Regions from separate parts of the Homo sapiens genome. Here region 1 is linked to region 2. A link is a loop called in an ENCODE intact Hi-C map of the cell type or tissue named here. Cell type or tissue: Calu3. All regions are shown on one strand. Links, peaks and the distances in the headings refer to the core of each region. The heading gives the core; the rest is flanking DNA. Region 1 has its middle 170 kb from the start of KITLG. Region 2 has its middle 200 kb from the start of LINC02458.

What was found. Hi-C counts contacts between places; a loop is a spot of excess contacts. Peaks named below come from ENCODE experiments on the same cell type or tissue, not always from the same donor. Only the 100,000 strongest peaks of a DNase experiment are listed, where the experiment ranks them.
Region 1: it touches region 2 in a loop (2.2-fold over the local background); 1 of 110 quality-filtered maps calls a loop at or near these places.

Annotation. Positions count from the first base shown.
Region 1 is chr12:88,744,889-88,749,295 of GRCh38, forward strand. No RefSeq gene overlaps it. Among named protein-coding and RNA genes, the nearest start is that of KITLG, 170 kb to the left of the region's middle. In Calu3, for the core only: no CTCF peak of the experiment used is centred there; a DNase peak (open chromatin) is centred at 2,523.
Region 2 is chr12:88,815,103-88,819,509 of GRCh38, forward strand. No RefSeq gene overlaps it. Among named protein-coding and RNA genes, the nearest start is that of LINC02458, 200 kb to the right of the region's middle. In Calu3, for the core only: no CTCF peak of the experiment used is centred there; no DNase peak of the experiment used is centred there.

The DNA of each region.
Region 1 (4,407 bases), core at 174-4,173, 70 kb before region 2:
TGTAAAAAAAAGGGTCCCAGGTTTTAAGCCTAAGCAACTGACCTTTTAGCTTAGCAAAGCTGTTAAGCATTTTAGATAGTGAACTAGAATAAAGGTTTTTCTGGAAGGGATAGCTTGGGGTGTACATGGGGACATCATAACAGAAAGGTCCAATAAAGTATGCCACAGACGATCAAGGGCCTGCACACTAGGCTGAGAGCCAAAGAAAGTCAATGAAGAAATTGGCATTAAGGAAGTCACATGAGGCTGGGCATAGTAGCTCACACCTATAGTCCCAGCACTTTGGGAGGCCAAGGTGGGAGGATCGCTTGAGCCCAGGAGTTTCAGACTAGCTTGGGCAACATGGCGAGACCCCATCTCCATAAAAACTACAAAAATTAGCTGGGTGTGGTGGTGCATGCCTGTAGTTCCAGCTTCTTGGGAGGCTGAGTGGGGAGGATCCTTTGAACCCAGGAGGTCGAGGCTGCCCTGCACTCCAGCCTGGGTGACAGATTAAGACCCTGTCTCAAAAAAATAAAATAGAAAAGAGAAAGAAGAAAGAAAGAAAGAAAGAAAGAAAGAAAGAAAGAAAGAAAGAAAGAAAGAAAGAAAGAAGGAAAGAAAGAAGAAAGAGAAAAAGAAAGAAAAAGAAAGAAAGAAAGAAAAAGAAAGAAAGAAAGAAGAAAGAAAGAAAGAAAGAAAGAAAGAAAGAAGAAAGAAAGAAAGAAAGAAAGAAAGAAAGAAAGAAAGAAAGAAAGAAAGAAAGAAAGAAAGAAAGAGAAAGAGAAAATTGCATGGTCAAATTGTGAAGAGGGTGGTGGACTGAGGTGATAAAACCTAGAAAGAGAGATAAACTAAAATGTAATTGGAGCATTCTAGGTGAAAAAATAATCAAGGGTCTTATCATAGTTCCAAAAAGAAATAGACAGAATTGAGGGCTATGTAGTTTAATTCTTTTTTGAAAATGAAAAACAGTTGGGATTTGGAGTCTCTTAAGTTAAAATGGATATCTGACCTCGGTTGCATTGTGTAGAATGCAGACCCAATCTACACTGACATTTTGTTTTTAATTATATGACAAAACCTCTTTTTTTATATACCTTTATTCTCTAAATTTACCCATAACCTTTACATTTTTGAAACTTAGAACAGAATTTGGATGATGTATTGTAATCCATCAACTTGTGACGAGATGGAGAAATTATATGTGTATTCTAATCTTTTCCTCACACACTATTTGACCATTTGCTTTCAATATAACTTTAGCATATTTACTTTATATGATTTAGTGAGCCATATGTCTTCACCAGAAGAAAACTAAAACAAAATTAAAATTAAAAATATAATGTAATGACACCCAATTTCATCTTTTTCTGAATTGATTGTAGTGACTTATTATCCTAGTATATTTGACACTGAAAGATATCTGTAGCTGCCTTTAAATTTTTGTGACCCTCTGAATTACTTTCAAAGCAAAGTCTTTTCCTAAGGAAGAACAGATGTGGATCTAGATCTAAATCTAGGTATGTCTTTGAGGAGTTCTCTCTTTGGGCCTCTCCTTCCTAATATCTAGCTCAGAGTAATGTCTCTGGGAAAGAATCAAGCTTGACAATTTCCATGGTGACACCATTCCTTCTCTAAAAACCTTTATGAAAAAAAGTGTCCTTGAAGCCAACTCCATGGTAAGCTTGGAAAAAAACAGAGGCTGAGCTGCTTAAATAATGAAGCAAGGTCATCCTCTGTTTCCTTAGAAAATGTTTTTATTACTCTGAAAGGAACTTTGGAATTGAATCAAAAAATGAATTGCAGCCCCTCCCAGCTTAGAAGTTGTATTTAGATTATCAAAAAGACTTAGCTAGTGTTAGTGAAATTAAAATGGGGAATATGCAGTGCCAGTTCAATATAAAATCTATATAAGTTGCCATAAGTAAATCATATATTAATACTTATTCACATATCTTGTAAGATTTATTTATATTACATATATTATTAGAATAGTGACATTAGAAAGTGATCTAACCTCAATAGTTGTAGAAGAATCAGATGCAGATTTTAGTATGAAATGATTTAATCATGTGTGCATTCTCAAAGTTTTGTTTTCCACATTCTCTCCTTATATTGTCAAAATTTGTTTGACAAGTACATGATAATAAAATACAAAATAAAGTCACAGTAATACTATCAATTTAACTTTTCATTTCTAATTGTACTGTTTGACATGTCATTATAGTTAATTTTTGTCAGACAAATGCACAGATAATAAAATGAATGCACTATTTTATGTTGCTTGTTAATACAAAAAAGTGAATTCATTGGAAAATATTCCAGATAATCAGAAACTAAAATATTGGGGAAAAAAAAACCCAGCTATTTGTAGAATTCTATATTTTCTCTCTCACTCATTCTTTTTCCCTTTTTTTTTCAAATAATTGTTGTCTTCTCAATGAATCTCATATATTACTCCTGCTTTGAAAACTAGCTTTAGGCACATTCCAAAATAATTCTGCACTTAGATAATCATTAACAAATGTTACCCGAGCCTGACCTTTCTGGCCAGACAGCCAGCAAGAGATAATTTTTTTTTTTTTTGAGACAGAGTCTTGCTCTGTCACCCAGGCTGAGTGCAGTGGCGCGATCTCGGCTCACTGCAAGCTCTGCCTCCCGGGTTCATGCCATTCTCCTGCCTCAGCCTCCCGAGTAGCTGGGACTACAGGCGCCCTCCACCATGCCCAGTTAATTTTTTTTTTTGGATTTTTAGTAGAGATAAATGTTTTATGAGACTTCGTCTTTTAAAGAGACTACATCCACCCTCAGGCACCTATACCCCTGGAACCTTTCTTTTTGTACAAACCTGTGTCTTTCTTTGCATTTCAAAATGAAATGATTCATGTTGATTTAAAGATTTTCTAAATGTTGGTACAACTATAGGTTTGATACAGTGAGTCTCTTTTGCCTACCACATATTCCCTAACCCTAAATCTAAAATGTGGATTTGAAATGTTTCCCAACACAGCATGTTGGTGGAAAAGGACATGTACTAGAATTAGTCTTATTCACACAAACTCCCTGGCCAAGTTTTGTGAACCTCAATTATGCCAGAACTGGTCTCTTCCACTAAATTGAGCTCCTAGAGCACACAGGTCATGTCTTTTTTATTTCTTCGGAGTGTGTCTGCTTTGCACAAATTAGGTGCTCAACACAACTTGGCTCTGACTGTCACTGCTGGTGAGTTTTCCTCTTGGCCTTGGTTATTTGTCAGACGATTGCATGGCTGTCTAACTGATTTCCTGGTTTCTAGGCTTTTTCTTTTCCAATTTAACTCACATAGCACTACTAAATTGGATGACTGCATTAATTATGTTATTGGGCTGCTCGGCAGCCCCTCCATTCTTGTTGGAATTTCACCTGATTTTTCACATTTCTTCTTAGACTTTTATGTATTGTTTAAAATTTTTACTACGAGTATGTAGTTTTACTTAGATATAATTAAGAAAAAAGCTGTTTTTATTCTGAAAAGATATTCAGATATTCAAAGGAACAAACACCTACTCTAATAAAATAATTCTGAATATAACAGCATCTTTGGTTTCAAAAGGAACGTCATCAGTCTCTGCACTTGAATCTGCTGCTGTAAATGACCAAATATCAGTCATTGTGGGGAGGAGGAGATACCTTCACAGATACACATAAATATACACACATAAAACTAATAGATGGATTTGTAGAAATGCACCTATATATCCATAACTAGACATGGTCTAAGCGATGTGTACCCCCATGCTGACACTAGTTGTGTTTGTACAATAGGATAATTTAGTGTATTTGCATTTATATAGTTTTCTGAAGTGAGTTCATAGCATTCATTAGAGCAGACAACCAAGCAGTGAAAGAGGTGAGAAGCTGGAGAGGCACAGTGGTCAAACTTAGAGGGCAGAGTGCACATACTCAACAGTTATATGCAGCACAGAGGCAGTTGATTAGACTTAAACAACATTAGTAATAATAATAAGAATAATAGATAGCACTCATTGCATTGTCACTTCCTGACACTGAGGTAAGAGCTTTACATATACATTATATTTTCTAATCTTTCTAGTTATCCTATAAGGCAATATTTTAAGCCCATTTTACAAGTGAGGAAAGTAAAGCTTTGAGAGATTAATCTATTTGCCCATTGAAAGCTATTAATTGGTTGATTTAAAATTCAAACCCTGATCTACCTGAAACCAAAGCTCATGTTCTTAACTACTACATTTGATCAGGTCCCAGTGGTAAAGTGGAAATTGTAGCTTAGGCTATATTTTAGAATTAGAAGGATTCATTAGCTAATTGAATAATTTTGTTTACCTATGTGTTATACAATAATAATTATAAACACATGTTCACTCACCTAAAGGTTTATGTTCTTACGATATTACAGCAACTGTA
Region 2 (4,407 bases), core at 336-4,335:
TTACATAATTTTAAAAAGTAAAATGAGGCTTATATAGAAAATTTGGTTTATCTGTTCTTTCTAATAACCTACCTCTTTATTTTTTCCAGGATATTTTTGTTCAAATTTATCTTCCAACTATTCTTTTAGATTTTTTTTATTTATGGTTCTTTATTTTTTAATTTCCAAGTGCTAGCTTTTGTTGTATGAATCTTCCTTATTGCTTCCCATTTTTATGTAATATAATTTCTTTTTGTTTCTCTTCAATTACGTTTCACAAAAAGTTTCTTCTGTTCCTTTCATTATCTTTGTTTAAATTTCATACTTTTTTTTTTTAATTTTTGTCTTTTTCATTGTTTGTTTGTTTGTTTGTTTGTTTGTTTTGAGATGGAGTCTCGCTCTGTCACCCAGGCTGGAGTGCAGTGGCGTGATCTCGGCTCACTGCAACCTCTGTCTCCTGGGTTCAAGCGAGTCTCTTACCTCAGTCTCCCACCTCAGTCTCCCAAAGTGCTGGGATTACAGGCATAAGCCAGCACTCCCGGCCCCATACTGTTTATTTTATCTTTACTTTGCTAGAGAGTTTCCTCTGATGTTTGGTGATCATTGGCTGTCCATTCATCTTTAAGAATGGCTGAAAAGCTGACTGGGAGTTTAGTGTCTAAAGGCAGACTTGTTCACTCTGGGCTTCACCATAGTGTGATCTGGATGGGCTGTTTCTTTGAAGAACCAATACAAAGACTGTTGGTATCTGCAGATTCCTCTTCGTATGCTGGCCAGTTATTCAGGGAGGGGTTATACAATGACCTGCCTGGAGGGAATAAGAGACTGACTATTAGCTACTCATTCATAACTAAGTCAAAGAATCCCACTGTTTATATTAGAGTTTTACTTTGTTTGCCTGTATCTCTTGTGATACCTTTGTCTTCATCTTTATATGATGCCACTAATTTTCGACCTTTATAGAAAATAAATTAATCCTCTGCTGGAGTATAGGGGGTAATTTCCTTAGTGTGAGGACTACAGGAGTGAATCTAGGGTTTGAGCTGCTGTTTATATTGTTTCTTGAACAATCTTCCTCTTTTCAGATCCACTTGTATCCTACCCCACTTCAGTGTAACTGTTATTTCCAGTTCCTGAGCTTTGCTGGTCTTCCTCATCATGACTAGCTTGCTTCAGAGGTTTCCACTGGCTAAACTTCAGCTTTCTCTGGTCTGTTACAACTGTCATCTCTTGTCCATTTCACTTCAGCTTGTAAAATTATCACCTTTTTCCTGTGTACATTGTCATTGTTGGCTTGTGGCATTTTTGAGATCATTTTATGGCCACTTTAGTATGGTTTTAGAGAAAATACAGGAGTTTGTGGTCAATCTAGCATATTAATCAGAACTTGGTAACTTGATTCTTTACAGGAGAGTTCCTTAGACTCATACCAATATATTTACTTAATTCTGGTTAAACCAGTTCCACTTAAAATATTCTGATTCCAAAAAGTCAACCAAGGACAATCTCATAGTTGTTTTTAATATTTTCCTCTAAGCAATAGTATTCGCAGCACCACCATAGCTTGTCCAGGTGAGAATATGCTTTTCAACACCACGACTAAAATACATGGACACTAAACACACTTCTAAAGAATCCATGGGTCAAAAAGGCAGTCTCAAGGGGAATTTTCTAAAAATACATTGAACTGAATGAAAATGAAAGTAAAGCATATTATACTTTGTGGGATGGTGTTAAAATAATGCTGGGAGGAAAATTTATAGCGCTGGAGTCTCACATTGGAAAAGAAGAAAAGTTTCAAATTAACAATACGCCCCCACCTCAGGAAACTAAAAAAAGAAGAGCTAGATCATCCAAATCAAGCAGATGAAAGAGCATTATAAATACCACAGTAGAAAGCAACAAAATTAAAAGCATAAATGATAGAAAAACATCATTGAAACAAAAAACTGTTTCATTGAAAAGATTAATAAAATTGTCAAAACTCTAGCAAGACTGAACAAAAAAAAAAAAGAGGGACACAAATTACCAATTTCAGGAATAAAACAGGGGTTATTATTATAGACTCTGATGACATCAAAAAAAAGAAATTCTACAAATAGTTCTACCCATATATATTTGAGTACATATGTTCCTCTAAATGCATAGATTACCACAATTTACCAGTATGAATTACACTATTTAAATATCTCTATAACTGTAAAGAAATTGTATTTGTGATTTTAAAATCTCCCAAAAAGAAATCTCTAGGCTTAGGAGATTTCACTAGAGAATTTTACCAAACATTTAAAGACATAACTCCAACATAATACCTTCCAAAAAATAGAGTAAGAGAAAATATTGATAATTGTTTTATGAAGCCAGTATTACTCTGACAGCAAATCCAAGGATAGCGCAAGAACAACAAAAAAGAACAAAAACTAGAGATCAATATTCCTCATGATACAGATTTTTTTAAATCCCCAAAATGAAATATTAGTTTAGCAAATTAGCAAACCAAATCCAACAGTGTATATAAAAATTATACACCATGACTAATAGAATTTATTTTAAGCAACAAGGCTACTTCAACATCCAAAATTAAGTTATTGTAATCCACTATGTAAACAAACTAAGGAAAAAATTCACACAACCATATCAATTGATGCAGAAAAAAACTGCTTGAAAATATTCAACACTCATTTATAGTAAAAACTCTTAGAAAACTAGAAATAGTATATTAGTTTGCTAGAGCTGCCATAACAAAGTACCACAGTGAGTGGCTTAAACAACTAAAATGTATTGTCTTCACATTTCTGGAAGCTAAAATTCTAAGATCAAGGTATTAGCAGGGTTGTTTCCTTTGGAGGGCTGTAATGAAGAATCTGTTGCATGTCTCTCATCTAGCTTCTGGTGGTTTGCTGGCAATCTTTGCTATTCATTGGCACATAGAAGCATGTCCCTGATCTCTGCCTTCATCTTCACACAGTGTTCTCCCTGTGTGTCTTTCTCCAAATTTCCCCTTCTTATAAGAACGCTAATCATATTGGATTAAGGGCCTACATTGGATTAAGGGCCTCTAGTCCAGTATGACCTCATCCTATTTTAGCTAATTCAATCTAAAATGCTCTATTTTCAAATAAGATAACATTCTGAGATACTGGGAGTTAGGAGTATATAAATTTTTTGAGAACACAATTCAACCTATAACAGAAGGAAACTTTTTCAACTTTTGAAGATACATCTACAAAACCTACAGCTGTCATCATACTTAATCATTGAAAGACTGAATACTTTCTCTCTGAGTGACAACAAGGCAAGGATGTTTGTTCTTACAGCTACTATTCAATATAGTACTATAAATTTTATTCAATATTAAAAATCAATAAAAGGAAATAGTTGGCATGCAAATTGTCCCTATTTATAGATGACATGATCATCTACATCAAAAAAGTCCTCCTAGTTCAGCAAGGTCAGAGGATGAAAGATCAATATACAACAAAACTCAATTGTATTACTGTATATAAGAAATGAACATGTTGAAACTGAAATTAAAAATATGATATTATGGAAAGTTGCTCAGAAAATGAAATAGGTGTAAATCTAAGATAACATATATAGGACTTGTACACTGGGGAAAAACACAAAATGTTGATGATAGAAATAAAGAATATTTAAATAAGTGGAGAGATATACCATGTTCATGAATTGTGAGACTCAATATAATAAAGATGTCAATTGTCCCCAATTACAACTCGTTTCATTAATAACATGCTCATTACTCATATACAGTAATATATTTGATTTATGTTGTGTAATGATCTTGCATCCTGTGACCTTGCTGGACTCACTAATTAACTTTCGGAATTTCCTTTTTGTATGTAGATGATCATGTCATCTATAAATAGAGACAGATTAGTATTGGAGATAGTTGAAAATTATAATTTAATGCGATTTCTATCAAAATTCCAGCAAGATTTCTTAAGAGACATGAACAAGATTTTTCTAAAATTAATATGAAAAGAGAAAGCAAGTAGAATAGTTACATTAGTTTTGTAATTTGAAATGAGATAATTCACTTTCTCCAATTTTAAGATCAATTGTATTGCTGCAATAATCAAATCTGTGTGGATATAATGTGTACTGAAAGATGGTTAGAAACATAGATCATTGGAAGAGGTCAGTGCACTCAGCAATATCCCACACAGCCAACAAATTTTTGACTAAGGTACAAAAACAATATAATGGCGAAAGGATAGCCTTTTCAATGAATGGTGCAGGAGCAATTGAATATCCATGGCAAAACTTAACCTAAATCTAAACCTCACACTTTACACAAAAATTAACTCAAAGTAGATCATAAATTTAAATGTATAATGTAAAACTTTAAAATGTTTTTAAAAATAGAACTTAGGGGAAAATCTTTAGGACCTAGACTTGGTAAAGAGT